Linked DNA regions of Homo sapiens: region 2 is linked to region 1. Evidence: chromatin loops called from intact Hi-C (ENCODE). Cell type or tissue: Caco-2. All regions are shown on one strand.

Region 1 (8,000 bases):
TGTCAATTTTGGCTTTTGTTGCCATTGCTTTTGGTGTTTTAGTCATGAAGTCTTTGCCCATGCCTATGTCCTGAATGGTATTGCCCAGGTTTACTTCTAGGATTTTTATGGTCGTAGGTCTTATGTTTAAGTCTTTGATCCATCTTGAGTTGTTTTTTGTATAAGGAAGGGGTCCAGTTTCAGTTTTCTGCATATGGCTACCCAGTTTTCCCAACACCATTTATTAAATAGGGAATCTTTTCCTCATTGCTTGTTTGTGTCAGGTTTGCCAAAGATCAGATGGTTGTAGATGTGTGGTGTTATTTCCGAGGCCTCAGTTCTGTTCCATTGGTCCATGTATCTGTTTTGGTACCAGTACCATGTTGTTTTGGTTACTGTAGCCTTGTAGTATAGTCTGAAGTCCAGTAGCGTGATGCCTCAAGCTTTGTTCTTCTTGCCCAGGATTGTCTTGGCTATGCAGGCTGTCTTTTGTTTCCATATGAAGTTTAAAGTAGTTTTTTCCAATTCTGTGAAGAAAGTCAGTGGTAGCTTGATGGGGATAGATTGAATCTATAAATTACTTTGGGCAGTATGGCCACTTTCACAATATTGTTTCTTCCTATCCATGAGCATGGAATATTTTTCCATTTGCTTGTGTCCTCTCTTATTTCCTTGAGCAGTGGTTTGTAATTCTCCTTGAAAAGGTCGTTCACATCCCTTGTAAGTCGTATTCCAGGTATTTTATTTTATTTGTAGTAATTGTGAATTGGGAGTTCACTCATGATTTGGTGCTCTGTTTGTGTTATTGGTGTATAGGAATGCTTGTGATTTTTGCACATTGATTTTGTATCCTGATACTTTGCTGAAGTTGCTTATCAGATTAAGGAGATTTTGGGCTGAGATGAAGGGGTTTTCTAAATATAAAATCATGTCATCTGCAAATACAGACGATTTGATTTCCTCTGTTCGTATTTGAATACCCTTTATTTCTTTCTCTTGCATGATTGCCCTGGCCAGAACTTCCAACACTATGTTGAATAGGAGTGGTGAGAGAGGGCATCCATGTCTTGTGCTGGTTTTCAAAGGGAATGCTTCCAGTTTTTGCCAATATTGGCTATGGGTTTGTCATAAATAGCTCTTATTATTTTGAGATACGTTCCATCGATACCTAGCTTGTTGAGAGTTTTTAGCATTGAAGGGGTGTTGAATTTTGTCAAAGGCCTTTTCTGCATCTATTGAGATAATCATGTGGTTTTGTCATTGGTTCTGTTTATATGCTGGATTACGTTTATTGATTTTCATATGTTGAACCAGCCTTGCATCCCAGGGATGAAGCCGACTTGATCGTGGTGATAAGGTTTTTGATGCTGCTGGTTTCAGTTTGCCAGTATTTTATTGAGGATTTTCTCATGGATGTTCCTCAGGGATATTGGCCTGAAATTTTCTTTTTTTGTTGTGTCTCTGCCAGGTTTTGGCATTGGGATGATGCTGGCCTCATAAAATGAGTTAGGGAGGATTCTCTCTTTTTCTATTGTTTGGAAAAGTTTCAGAAAGAATGGTACCAGCTCCTCTTTGTACCTCTGGTAGAATTCAGCTGTGAATCCGTGTGGTCCTGGACTTTTTTTGGTTGGTAAGCTATTACTGCCTCAATTTCAGAACTTGTTATTGGTTTATTCAGGGATTCAGCTTCTTCCTGGTTTAGACTTGGGAGGGTGTATGTGTCCAGGAATTTATCCATTTCTTCTAGATTTCTGAGTTTATTTGCATAGAAGTGTTTTTATAGTAGTCTCTGTTGGTAGTTTGTATTTCTGTGGGATCAGTGGTGATATCCCCTATATCATTTTTTATTGCATCTGTTTGATTCTTCTCTCTATTGCAATTCTTTTTTTTTTTTCTTTTTGAGACTGAGTCTCGCTCTGTCCCCCAGGCTGGAGTGCAGTGGCGTGATCTCGGCTCACTGCAAGCTCCGCCTCCCAGGTTCATGCCATTCTCCTGCCTCAGCCTCCTGAGTAGTTGGGACTACAGGTGCCCACCACCGTGCCTGGCTAATTTTTTGTATTTTTAGTAGAGACAGGGTTTCATTGTGTTAGCCAGGATGGTCTCAATCTCCTGATCTCGTGATCCGCCCGCCTCGGCCTCCCAAAGCTCTATTTCAAATTTTATACATTGTGGGTGGGAATAAAAAATGGTATAGCCAGTCTGGAAAAGTTTGGCAATTTCTTATAAAGCTAACGTGTTTGTCTTATAACCCAGAAACCCCACTTCCTAGAGAAGTGAAAACTTATGCTTACATAAAAACCTTTATATAAATGTTCTGTTGATAATTCTGTGATTATCTGATGTTCTATTCATAATTGCTCCAAGCAAATGTCCTTCAACAGGTGACTGAACAGGTTAATGCATGAAGAAGTTGTGGTATATCCATACAATGAAATACTACTCAGCAGTAGAAAGGAATGAACTGTTTACACATGCAGCAGCTGAGCACTTTCCAAGGCATGATGCTGGGGGATGGGGAAGGAAGTAGTCTCAGAAGTTTACGTGCTGTATTTCTCATTTTTGAGAAGATAAAATACTGATGGAGGATAGATCTGTGGTTGCCAGGAGTTACGAATGGGAGAGGCTGTGATTATAAAGGGAAAACATGAGGGAGTTTTTAGGGGTGTGATGGCACTATTTTGAATCCTGATTGTGGCAGTGCTTATGTGAATCTATACATATGTAAAAATTATAGAACTGTACACTAAAAAAAAATGTGTGTGTGTGTGTGTGTGTATATATATATATATATATATATTTTTTTAGATAGGATCTCATTCTGTTATCCAAGCTGGAGTGCGGTGGCACAATCATGGCTCCCTATAGCTTCAAACTCCTGGGCTCAGGTGATTCTCCCACCCTCAGCCTGCTGAATAACTGGGACTACAGGCATGTGCCACCGTGCCTGGCTAATTTTTTGTATTTTGTAGAGATGGGGTTTCGCCATGTTGCCTAAGCTGGTCTCAAACTCGTGGGCTCAAGCGATCCACCTGTCTCAGCCTCCAAAGTGTGTGAGCCACTGTGCCTGGCCTGTGTGATGATTTAAAGAATAAAATTAATAAAATTATAGATGATGAACATTGGATTCTGATATGGGCCTCCAGTTCCTCCTTGCTAAGGTGAGGCTGATGATTTGCAATCTGTGCAGCCATTATCAAAATGCTGACCCAGTCTTGCACCTCTATTCTGAGGCTTATGTATTTTGATCTGCTTTCTTGCTTTAGACCCATTATGACTGAAAAGACTTCTTAAATTTTGCTTTTCCATTCCAGAAATGACTGATTCCAACCTTTCTCCCCAGCTGCTCAGCATGGGCCTCCAGCTGTGCTCTGCACACTCTGATAGCGGAGAGCTTGTACTCACCCCCCATGTTTGAAATATAATTTGCATACAGTATAATGCATAGATCTGAAATATATAATTCAATGAGCTTTGGCAAATATATACAGTTGTGTGTTCATACATGTTTTACAACTGGCTCTCTGGTGGGATAAAAAAGCCCTGCTTTGTAGTGTTTGCCAATTTCTGGAGTATAAATATTTCCACCACGGTGGATTCCAAGCTATCAATGTGATGCTGACTGGCTTGCAAACATCCTGAAAAATTAACAGTCCACTCTCTTGATGGTGCCAGCAGGCTTCAGCACACCACTGCCTGTACATAACTGTGCAACCAGCACCTAGATCAACATTCAGGACATGCCCATCACCCCATAAGTTGCCTAGTGCCCCTCCGCAGTCAATCCCCACCCCTATCCTGTGTGGACAACGATTCTGATTTCTATCTCCATCATTTAGGTTTTCATATTCTAGAACTTCATGCAAATACAGTATATTTTTGGCCTGACTTTCTATTTTTGCCTCAGATTTGAGAGTCCCTCCTGCGGTGTTTATCTGGTTGTTTGTCTTTTTCATTGCCCAGTAATGTTTCATTGTATGGATGTACTATCATTGATTCTCCTGTTAATTGGCATTTGGGTTGTTCAAAGTTTTGGGATTTTCTGAGTAATCTTGAAAGTACTTGAGAGGCTGTAAAAAAGAGGTTCTAATATTCCTGGCAAAACTTTCTGCTGGGAAGAGGAAATAGATCCTGAAGCTTCAGATTTTACTGGCGATAATGAAAGAGCATCTTTGAAAGTGTCTAGCATGTGGCAGACATTCAATAAATGTTAGTGGAGTCTCACTTTGGCAGAATTCTGCTTCTAGGATCTGTGCCCAGAAATAGATCGTCTTTTACAGAAAGGTCAGAATCAACCATTGTAGAGAAAATTTAAAAATACCTCAGAGAGATTCCATCTTCTCATTTGATAAATCCATTTCAGGAATATTTCACGATTCTAACAATTAGAAAAATGTCTATGTGATATTTTTATGTTATACTTTAAAGCCTACCTGTTATACATATTATCTGATTTACTTCATACACATTTAATTTTCATTTTATGCACATTATTTTATTTAACTTTTGCTACAATGCTGCAAGGTAAATGTACTTCTACTTTACAGATAAGGACAAATGAGGCTCAGAAATGCTAAGTAACTTTCCTAGCTCACGGAGCTAGTGAGAATTTGATTGCAGTTGCCTGACTCCAAAATGCATGCGTTTTCCTCTGCAACGTGCGGCCCCACCATGTTCACACCTCACTACAGACAGGAAGCACATGTTATTCAGATAATCGCTACCCATTTTCCTTTCATCCTCGTTTTTCCAGCGAGCAAAACATCTTGTACAGTCAGTTTCTTTTTTCATTTCAAAAGTACACTTTGAATAGGCTCAGGACGGCCTGATTTAAGCAAGCAGAAGGAAAAATCCTTACAAAATCTGTGTGGGCCAATCAGCAATGTGACAGAACGTTCGGCAGATGGCGCTGTTTCCACACGAGCGTAACGGCGGCCACAAGCGTTCTGCCGCCAGGGGGCGCCGCGTTCCGCCGGAGAAGCGTGGCTCCCGGGCGCGCGGCCGCCGCCTGCCCAGCACCGGCGCAGGGCCCACGCCTCCGTCGCGGTGCGTCCTTTCCCTCCAGGTGGGACGCTGCAGGCCCAGCCGCTCCCTGTGCCTCCAGACAGCCAGGGCTCTCACGTGGATAGGCTGCTGGACCAAGCTCAGTCCAGGAGGCCGGCTTCAACAGCTTCTGCTCAGCTCTCCCGGGCAGCACAGGACTGTGCAGAGCCTCCCCTAAACCTCATTCTTTTCATGGGCAAAGGGAAGCACAGCAGCGTTTGCCTGTTCTTGCCAAGTTAGCACCGAGGAAGTTTCATCAGGGAGGGGCAGGGGCCTCAGAACAGGGAGGCCGCAGGGCGGCCTCGGCAGAAGGTGAGTGCTGGCAGCCCGTGGCCCGAGACGTTAAGCACTGCGGGGAGAAAAGGAGAAAGAAGCTCCTCGAACTTTAGGCCCACTCCGGTGTGTGAGGAGCCCGGCCGAGAGCTGAGAGCAGCCTGGTCTTCCCTTCTCGGTGAGGCTTGCGCACTTGCCTCCCTTGCTGCTTCCAGAGTCATAGCCCCGGCCAGTCCTCCAAGGGCCCGCGTTCCACCATGGCCAGACATTCCCTTTGAGAGTCTGCAAAGCTTGTTTTCTCTCGGAGAATTCTAGGCAATGCAGGTCAAAGAAAGGATTTTGAATCAAGTCCTCGGCTACGTCAGATGGAAGTGCTTACAAGAGCTGCATTAATGGAATAATTCTTTTACTCCATGATCTGACTCCTGTCTACGTCTTTAATATTTTATTTTATTTTCATTTTTTTTTAGAGTCAGAGTCTCTCTCTGTCGCCCAGGCTGGAGTGCAGTGGCACAATCACTGCGCACTGTAGCCTTAACCTCCTGCGCTCAAGCAATCCTCCCACCTCAGCCTCCTGAGTGGCTGGGACCACAGGTGTGCCACCACATCCATGTCCAGTGTTCATTCTCACTATTTTCCCCGACGCCTGCTGTTGCTTTTTTATACTACTTGCAGTTCCTCGCAATGTTGCAGAAGCACTGCCTCCTCCGTGATGGCCTTTGGGTTCGTCTAACTCTTCCTTCATGGTTTGTCCCCTTTATAGAATCAATAGCGCCTATCCCAGAAATCCAAAATTTTCACTGCACTTGAGACTATTTACTTATCCATCTCTGTCTTCTGGGCTGTCATCTCATTGAGTTCATATTCACCTTTGAATCTCCAGCATGCAGCCTGAGGACTGGAGGTCGCACTTAGTAGGTGTTCACTGAGTGAATAAAGGAAGGATAAAAACACTCTTCACTTTGCATTTAGGGAAAAAATAGATAATACAGAGATTTCCATCAAAACCAAACCAAGCCAATGTCTCTTGGAACCACACTGACAGTTTATGCCTTGGACAACTGGTGTGATGGTTTATGGTTTCTTCATTGTTGCTATGTATGTCTGTGAACGTATTTGTCTTTTAAATTACTTACTGGAGCAAGAAGTTCACTTTTACTTCATAAGGTAGATCCTTGAAACAGTCACTACTTTTAAAATAAAGTCTTCCCCTGTCCTCCTTGAAAGGTTCTTCTCGGGCTGCGTGTTGCAAGATCCTTCCTTGCAAGGCAGTCGATGCTGTCTTATCCCCTCCCCTGGAGCAGAACTGGGGTTACCTCTGGTAGCTTTGGACGTGGCCATCCAGGGTTGGTTTTGTAGAGATGAGACTCAGAGACATCAAATAATCTTTCCTTTACTCAGCATTGGAAGATTTCAAAGAAAGTATGTGCAGGAGGCAGAAGGTGGGGTCAGGATTGTTTAAATTTGGGGAGCTGCTTTTCTAGGGCAGTGAGAATTCTCTTGCTGGGTGGAGTTTGGTGCATGCAGCTGGGCTGGGGGTCGCTCCCAGCAGGGAACTCCTAAGTGCCAGCCCAGGCTCTCTGACCTGGGGCTAGTCTCCATTGGCAAATGCCACCCTCTGTCTCCCATCATCTCTCCCCTCATCTATGAAGAGGCAGGAAGGAGCTCTGGGAGGTGGGAGAGAGCAGAGGCCACAGTCAGTGTCCTCTGGACATGTTGATAGCTAGAAGCAGAGCTGAGGCCCTGGGGACAGACACCTTGTCCTTATGCTGAAGAGACCCTTTTTTAGCGGTCATTGCAAGTTGAGTTGGGATAAGGATTCTAGGTCTGGTTTATTTTTTTCTGGAAAGTATATACTTCCTCCGTTTCTCTGGCCTGATTACTGCCCACATGCCACCAGGGGATAGCTGTCCTTCTGCAGTAGTGGGAGACATGGAAGATCATGGACTCTGGAGCTGGACTCTCTGGGTTCAGATCCTGGCTTTGCCTCTTAGTAGCTGTGTGACTTTGGGCCATTCAGGTAACATCTCTGTGCCTAAATCACCTGTTCTGTAAGGTGGGTTCACCTCATAAGGCAGCTGTGAAAATTAAGCAGATTAGCACATGTTAAATGCCGATGACAGCACCAGCATGTAACCAGTATGCAGAGGACATGAGCTCTTACTGTGCCTGCCTTCTCCTTTCCCCAGCCCTCTCCCTTCAAGGTGGTCCCTGTTCATCTCAACAGGTACTCATTGGTGCCCCTGTACCCAGCACCATGACAGGCACTGAGGGGGATACAAGGAAGCTTAGACGTGGTTTCCATTCTCAAGAGGCTTATGATATGGGGACATGGAGACAAAAGCAAAGTAATAAAAATAAAAAACAGGGGAGGGAGTGGGGAAAGAATTGAAAAACTTCCTATTGGGTACTGTGTTCACTACTTGGGTGAAAGGATCGTTAGAAACCCAAACCTCAGTATCATGAAGATACTCATGGAACAAACCCACACATGTACCTCTTGAACCTAAAATAAAAATAGAGGCCGGGTGCAGTGGCTCCCACCTCTAATCCTAGCACTTTGGGAGGCAGGGGTGGGTAGATCACTTGAGGCCAGGAGTTCGAGACCAGCCTGGCCAACATGGTGAAACCCTGTCTCTACTAAAAATACAAAACTTAGGTGTGGTGGCTCACGCCTGTAACCCCAGCTACTCAGGAGGCTGAGGCAC
Region 2 (8,000 bases), 870 kb after region 1:
CTGAGCCCTGAGGAGGGGCTCTGTCCTGGGGCAGCAGTTGCTTTTGGATTAGGTATAAAGACCATGATATTCCTTTTGCCATTACGGGGTGGGGGTCAGGGGACCTGGACTGACTTTAAAGCAAAATATAGGGTGCTCTGGGAAATACTGTTTTGCAAAGATTTTCTCAGTGATGGGACCTTGGATCGGGAGACAGAAAAATTTGTGTCCAGGTCTCACCTGAGAACTGAAAAACGCGAAATTTGGGGATTCTAGTCCTGAGCAATTGTTGCAACTTGGAGGAGCTTTGAGAGGCCCAAGCCTCTCAAAGAGCACAGACAACATCTGAGGATAGCAATGCAATAAAAGAACTACTCAGGGAGCGGTACAAGGTGCTAAGTATGTCTTTCATTGTCTGAAAATTGCTGAGGCGGTGCTTGAAAGCAACAGAAAATGTGTATGTATTATCACTGTTAATTAGAGTACAGCCTCACTTCTTCTGTTCTCTTTATCTGCTTCTCTTACCTTCTTTCATCGAGCGGGAGATGGGTTCACAATTAAAGATGTTCTCTTTAGAATATAAGACTTGCAGAAAATTATTTTTTTCTCCTATTTATAGAAGTTATATTTGCATTAGGAGCCTGGTAATGTCTCATAAATATTTCCTTTTAGATAAAATATTAATTAAAGGAGTTTGTTGAGTTATACTCTGAAATCCTAACTAAATAGCTTCTAAAACAAATATTTTAAGCATTTTTTCTCATGTCAGGAGAATTCTTCATACGTCCATAAACAGCAGATATCTATCGAGTAAGGACATATTATTTTGCAATATTTAACATAATACTGTAGCTGCTACCCAGTTTAAAAAAACAAAACCAGGCATTGCCAACACTGCCAAATCCATGTGAGATTACCTCCTCTTCCCTCAGGAGAGAACCAGCCACCTGAGTTTGGTGTTTCTCTTTCCCATGGCTTTTAAAATGCTAAACAGACACACACACAAACACACACACACACCCCTACACCTACACCTACTCAGTTAGCGAATGTTGACTGTATGTATTTTTATGTCCACACACTCTCTTGGTTGATAAAGGCCTACTATGTTTGAGACACTTTGATAGGTGCTATGAGAGAGACCAAAAGGTATAATGGTGGGCTTTGATCTCAAATGTCTCACATCTAACAGGGAAGGTGGCATGTCTGCGGGTGGGGGGAAGTCAGCAGACAAATTAACAGCATAGGATTTTAATTCCTAGGTGTTAATTGGGAGCTGGTGTGGAATTGACAGGAATGCTAACACAGCTCGGAGAAGAGGAGCTGGGACTGACTTCTGACGGCAAGGCTACGCAGAGAAGGAAGGTCTGAAGGACTTAGGGAAGGAAGACTAAGGTTTGAATGTGATGAGAGGGAGAGGAGTCAAGGAGCCGGGCTGGAAATCAAGGCTTGGGCAGGCAAGGCTCAGGGTGCTCAGGGACCACAAGAAAGGGAAGGGTTGCTGCTGGGGGATCTGGGCGGTAAAGTGGTGATGCCAGTGGCTGTAATTAACGCAGTGCCTACTATGTGCTGAGCTCTGCTCGATGCTTCACGTAAGTAATTGCTTGTAATTTTCTCGACAGCCTCGGGAGGGAGGTAGCTTTAGCACCTTTCTCCGGAGAGAAAACAGGCTCAGACAAGTCAAGTCCCCTCACACTGGCAGGAATTTCAGACCTGCTAGCAGAACCCAGTTTTGTTAGTTTCCAAGATCATATTTCTAATTGTTATGAGATGAACGGTGTCTCTCCCAAATTCAGATGTTGAAGCCCTGATTCCCAGTGCTTCCGAATGTGACTGTATTTGGACATGGGGCCTTTAAAGGGGTGATTAAATTAAACTAAGGGGCCGGGTGTGGTGGCTCATGCCCATAATCTCATACTTTGGGAGGCCGAGGTGGGTGGATCACCTGAGGTCAGGAGTTTCAGATCAGACTGGCCAACGTGGGGAAACTCTGTCTCTACTAAAAATACAAAATTAGCTGGGCATGTCTGTAGACCCAGCTACTCGGGAGTCTGAGGAAGGAGAATCCCTTGAACCTGGGAGGCGGAGGTTGCAGTGAGCCAAGATCGTGCCACTGCACTCCAGCCTGTGCAACAGAGTGAGTCCATCTCAAAAAAAAAAAAAAAAGAATTAATTAAACTAAGACCATTAGGGTGAGTCCTAATCCAATCTGACTGGTATCCTCATAAGAAGAGGAACTACTTTGAGGACACTAGGAGAAGGCAGCTGTCTCCCAGCCGAGCAGAGGCCTCAGGAGAAACCAACTTTGTTGACAACCTTGATCTTGGACTCCTAACTTCCAGGGCTGTGGGAAATCAATTTCTACTTGAGCCACCCCGTCAGTGATGTTTTGTTATGGCAGCCCTAACAAACGAAGACATTAACCACGCATCTCTGCCTCTCAGAAGAGCCTCATATCCCAGGCTGTGGCATCTGGATTTTCTTCTGCAGATTGAAAGCAAGTATTAAGAATTTCTGAGTTGGGGAGAATTATGAAAATCATTGTGAAGATTTCCCTGGGGGTTGTCTGTGTATGATTCATTCATTTATTCATTTCAGTGAAGACTTATGGAGCACGTGCTTTGTGACCTCTGCAATGACAGGGACCCTGTTTGTCTTGTTCACCTCTGGGTGCCCCTTAGCAGTGCTAAGCACAGCATCTGCTACATAGGAGATGATCAATAAATATTTGTCAAATGAAAGAAAGGATATGGGGTAGGTTCTGCACTTAGAGAAAAATGACAAGACAAATACAGAACTTGCCTTCAAGGAGCTGAGAGTGTGGTGAGGCTGGTAGTCAGTTTGTGGTTAGTTTAGGTGGAGCTGAGATTATTGTGCAGTGCCACCCAACAGAACTTTTGCAATGAAGAAAATGCCTGATATCTTGTCTGTATAATGTGGCATTGTGGCTACTGCCTAGGTGTAATGTGGCTACTGTGAATAGGAAAGGGAATTTTAAATTTTAATTAATTTGCATTTAAGTAGGCACTATGGCTGGCAGCTACTGTATTGCACAGTCTAGGATTGGAGGCAGGGAGAGCGTTCGTGGGCTGGGCCCTAGTGCTGGCCTGAGGTGATAAGGCTGCAACAAGGCAAAGGAAGAAAGAGCCTTGGGACGGGTAGTGGGTTGCACAGTCTGGCGGCAACAGTGCCACCCCCTGGGATCATGTATGAAATGCGGAATCTCAGGCTCCACCCTCCACCTGCTCAAAGAGAATTTGCCTTTTAACAAGCTCTCCAGGTGACTATGCACACTGGGGCTTGGAAGAGCATGATGTAGAAGATGTGGCTGAGAAAGGGTCAACAGGAGCCCAAAGGAGAAGAGGAATGAAACTGGATGGCTTGGAGCTGAGCTGGGCTAAGCTCCCCTGAATCTCCAGAGGCACTGAGATCCCCTCCTCTGTGGACACCTTGACCCCTCCGCTTCCCTCTGATAGAGCGCCGATCACATGTGTTGGGGGTTCTGTGACCTGTCTCTCTCCTCTACCTGCAATCTACAAGTTCCTTAAGGGTGTAAACCTTGTTTTTTAAAACCCAAGTAAATGTTTATTGAATGCGTGCATGCCTGATGTCAGGAATGAGAAAATTAGCAGGAGTAGGTGACTGGGACGGGAGAGCTGCTGAGTTTGATTCTAGACATGCTGCATGCATGTCTAACTGAAGGTTGGTGAGAACTCCACTAATTGCAACTCCACTAATTGCAACTCCACAAAAAGTGGCAACTCCACTAATTGCCTAAGTGGAGTTGTCTGAGAAGAGGCAGGAATGGATGTCTGGTGATGACGGGGGAGTTGAGGATGGGGTGGAGATTTTGGAATGTCATCCGCAGAGAGGAGAAGACTGAAACTCTGAGAAATAATTTAGGTATCTGGAGGAGGGTGGAGAGAGAAGGAGAAGAGGCAAGAGCTGGGAACTATGCTCAGATCTGGGACAGAGGGAGAAGGATACAGAACAGGAGATAGAGGAGTGATCAGGATGGCTGGAGGTCAGCAAGGCTGGGGTGGCAGAATGACCTGGAAAGGAAGAGTGGCAAGAAAATTGAGTGGCCAGTGTGCCGGCGTCCCTCGTTAATAGAATATTTCTTTCATAGTATTTATCCCATGAAACCTGTGTGCAACACAGCAGAGGTCCAAAGTAGGTAAGTACAGATCCAGAAAAGTCATGGAAAATAGGGCCAATGGGAAAAAAAACCCCTAATCATTGACCAGGCCATCAAGCTGTCATTAGTGACTTTGCAGGATGTGTTAAAGAGGCCTCCTATTCATCTCACAACTCAAAACAGACATGCTCTCTGGGAAAGTGGCCTGATATTCATGTTGATGCCTTGACTTCTCCCAGTGCATAAGCTTCCCACTTGTCATTGGATGATCCCAAATTCACTGTTCCTTTAATGCCATTGAATTCTGACCATAGGGAGCACCAATGGTAGCTTCAGCTTCCCTGAAACAAGCTTCCCGTTCCTGAATTTCCTCTCACTCTTGAGTCCAGGCCCAGGTGCCTGAGAGAGGCATTTGCCACAGCTGGCCATACAGTTGACTTTATCGAGTCAACATCTGTTTCTAGAGGGCACAGCACTTAGCCCCAGGACTCAGCTTGGTGCCCAGCGCTGAGCTTCCAGTTATTGCACCGCTAGGGGCAAATGATGTTTTTCTTCCTATCCAGTGAAGTGGGCTCCTATTTGGCAAGGAAAGAAAATGAACAACTTTAATTCCTTCCTAACTTTTTTCATAACAACTCTCTTAATTCTGTTTTGTGGAAAACTCCATAGACATGCTGACCAGCAAGCACCTGCCCTGCCCCGGTGTGGTTTCCACAAGGGGGGCAACAGCACCATCTAGTGTTTGAAAGAGATTTCACACTAGGTAGAACACATGTATTTACTTACCTTGATCTTTAGTTTTTGTTTTATTAAGGTAATATATTGGCCGGGCACGGTGGCTCACTCCTGTAATCCCAGCACTTTGGGAGGTCGAGGCGGGCGGATCACGAGGTCAAGAGATCGAGACCATCCTGGCCAACCAACCCCGTCTCTACTAAAAATACACAAAATAGCTGGGCGTAGTGGCACATGCCTGTAGTCCCAGCTACTCGGGAGGCTGAGGCAGGAGAATCGCTTGAACCCGGGAGGTGGAGGTTGCAGTGAGCCGAGATCGTGCCACTGCACTCCAGCCTGGGTGACAGAGCGAGACTCCGTGTCAAAAAAAAAAAAGTGATATATGAAAGTAATATATTTGAAGCATCACATTTTTCTAAATAATTTGAAACAAAAGCAGTTGGGTTTCCTCTTTGACCATCTTCCAATCTGCAGAGGTCATCACTTTCATTTCTTTTGGCTATTTTTTCCCTTTGGTTTTTGTCTGTAAATGACACCCTTCTAGTAATACTTATAGATGCTTCCATCTTCAGAGACGACCTATGAACTTTCTACCACTGAAGATGGAAACGTGGCTCCCTTTCCTCCCCTGAACCCACCACGTGCTCACATACTTCCCATTTCTCGTCCAGCAAGGGAGCTGTGTCACAATTTTGGTTGGATGAATACTCAGTTTTAATATTTTTATGTCTATAAAGTTCTGTTTGTATGTAGCTGATCCATGCAGCAAACCAGATTGCTTTGTCTTTCCTGCACAACTCTTTTTCTTCTCTGGAGGGACTAATTAATTGTCTTGGTTTGGTTTGTGTAGTTGTGTTTGCTCTCATCGCCAATTTCTTTTTTCTTTTTTGGGGGGATGGAGTCTCGCTCTGTCACCCAGGCTGGAGTGCGATGGTGCGATCTTGGCTCACTGCAACCTCTGCCTCTTGGATTCAAGCAATTCTCCTGTCTCAGCTTCCTGAATAGCTGAGATTACAGGTGTGCGTTACGCGCCACCATGCCTGGTTAATTTTTGTATTTTGGATAGAGACAGGGTTTCCTCATGTTGGCCAGGCTGGTCTCAAACTCCTGACCTCAAGTGATTTGCCTTCTTCAGCTTCCCAAAGTGCTGAGATTACAGGCATGAGCCACCATGCCTGGCCTCATCACCAATTTCAATGCAAAAATTTCCACCTACCATTTCAATCTCCTCTCAAGATGTCCAGATGCACCAGAAGTCCTACTGATTCCATCTGGAGAAATCTCCCTGGTGCCTTCTGCTCCCTTTGGTCTGGCCTGGTTGCCCTCTCTGCCTAGCGCACAGCTGGCTTCCTGGCATCTCTGTTTGCTTTGCCTCACTCCCATATTGCATCCCCTGTTTCCTGAATCCCATGCGTGTTTCTTTCTTGGTTCACTCTCTTACTTTTTAGGAAGAACACGTCCTACCATTGCTTCCTAGGAAAGAGAGTGGGCAAGGTACAATTTTGAGATTCTGCATATCTGAGAATATCTCTATTCTATTCAATTGACAACTTGGGCAGGTGTAGAATTCTAAATGGGAAATTATTTTTCTTCGGTATGTTAGAGGGATTTCTTCTTCTTCCACATTTCAATTATATTGTTAGAAGCCCGAAGCAAGTTTCATTCCTGATCCTTTTGCGGGTCCTCTTTTTCCTTTCTGGAAACTAGCCAGATCTTCTCTTAGTGAGTAGTGGTGTGAAATTTCACAACGATGTGCCTTGGTGTGGGACTGTTTTCATCCACTGTACGGAACACTGGGTAGCCCTTTTAATCATCGCCTTTCCTTCTGGGTGAGTTTCTTGCGATGCCTCTTTGAGGATTTCCTCCTTCCTATTTTCTCTGTTTTCTCCTGGAATTCCTCTCACTTAGGTGTCAGATCTCAGAAGCCTCTCATTTCCTCATCTTTTTTCTCTACTTTCGTCTCTTTGTATTTTTGCAGTATGTTCTAGTAGATCTCCTCAACTTTTTTCTTTCAACCCTTCCATTGAGATTTTTATTTTTCTATCATATTTTAATTTCCGAGGGCTCCCCTTTTTTCTATTCCCTGAAGGATTTTTGGAGCATCCTCTTTATTTGAAGCGTTCTTCTCCCTGTACAGACCCTGTTTCCTCCAAGATGCCTTTTCATGCTTGTGTTTTTGCTCTGTCTTTCCTCAGATGCCTGGTAACCGGGCAAGAGGAGGCTCTGGGCCTGTGAACTTGACATCTGTCGGGTTCCCTGTAGGGTGTTCTGGCAGGCCATTTTGTTACAGGAACACTTGGTATCAGATTTTGCTTGCGGGAAAGTCAGATTCCTCAGGAAGAGCTCTTTCAATCTCCTGCTTGGAGGACTGAGTCCTGACCACCAGCCTTCTGAAACCAAGTTGAAGGAGAGAGCTGGGAGTCTTGACATCTAGTATGGATATGTTTACTTAGTCATCCTTTGAGGGGGTCTGATAAGCCCATCCTTAATGGTTCTGTGTGTTTTTCAGTCAAGAGACCCTTTGTTTTCCACTTTTGAGAGAACAAATCTCCAGGCTTCTGCCAGGAAGGGCTGGGAGAAGTCTCTTTTTTGGGCAGAGTCCGGGAGGGGAACAGGAGGTCTAACTAGGGTGCTTCCTGAATGGACTCTCAACCCATCTCCCCCTTCTTTTGGCTGCTTCCTTCACCCCCCACTTCCAGGGGTAGATAGGGTCATAGACATCTAAACCTTTTGGGAGTCTGAAGTGTCAATTGCACTGGTTCTTGGTTTGTTTTTTTTCTTGCACAAGTGTAGAATGCATCTGCTTTCTGGGTTTCAAGAAAGTTGCTATTGTTTCCTCTCCAGTTCTTGTCACCCTTCAGGGTTTATGCTTTTTTAAAAAAGCTGTTGTTTTATTGGGATTTTGGATGGGAGCAAAAGTAGAAGCATTTCTTTAACTTGCCATCTTTATGCTGAAGTCATTCATTCATTTTTAATCACCCATTCTGTAAACATTCTTGACCTTCTCCTATGCAGTAAGCTCTCCGGTAGATTCTGATGTGCACTGATGAAAAAGGCTGTGTTTACTGCCCCCATAGGCATATGTATTTTATGTGGTATCAGATAAATAAATAGCTATACAAGCTTAAATCTCAAGGGGACACTGCTA

What was found. A loop is a pair of places that touch in the nucleus more often than their neighbours do. Peaks named below come from ENCODE experiments on the same cell type or tissue, not always from the same donor. Only the 100,000 strongest peaks of a DNase experiment are listed, where the experiment ranks them.
Region 2: a loop joins it to region 1, with 12 times the contacts of the local background. A loop is called at or near these places in 17 of 110 quality-filtered maps.

What each region holds. Positions count from the first base shown.
Region 1 is chr11:129,747,921-129,755,920 of GRCh38, reverse strand. No RefSeq gene overlaps it. Among named protein-coding and RNA genes, the nearest start is that of TMEM45B, 64 kb to the left of the region's middle. RefSeq lists a silencer at 4,989-5,088 and enhancers at 4,876-5,375, 5,376-5,877. In Caco-2, a CTCF peak has its summit at 4,909 (motif pointing right); a DNase peak (open chromatin) is centred at 5,000; H3K4me3 peaks cover 185 bases.
Region 2 is chr11:128,881,747-128,889,746 of GRCh38, reverse strand. No RefSeq gene overlaps it. Among named protein-coding and RNA genes, the nearest start is that of KCNJ5, 5.6 kb to the left of the region's middle. In Caco-2, CTCF peaks have their summits at 1,575, 3,162, 4,644 and 4,846 (motif pointing left); DNase peaks (open chromatin) are centred at 3,156 and 4,826; H3K27me3 peaks cover 268 bases.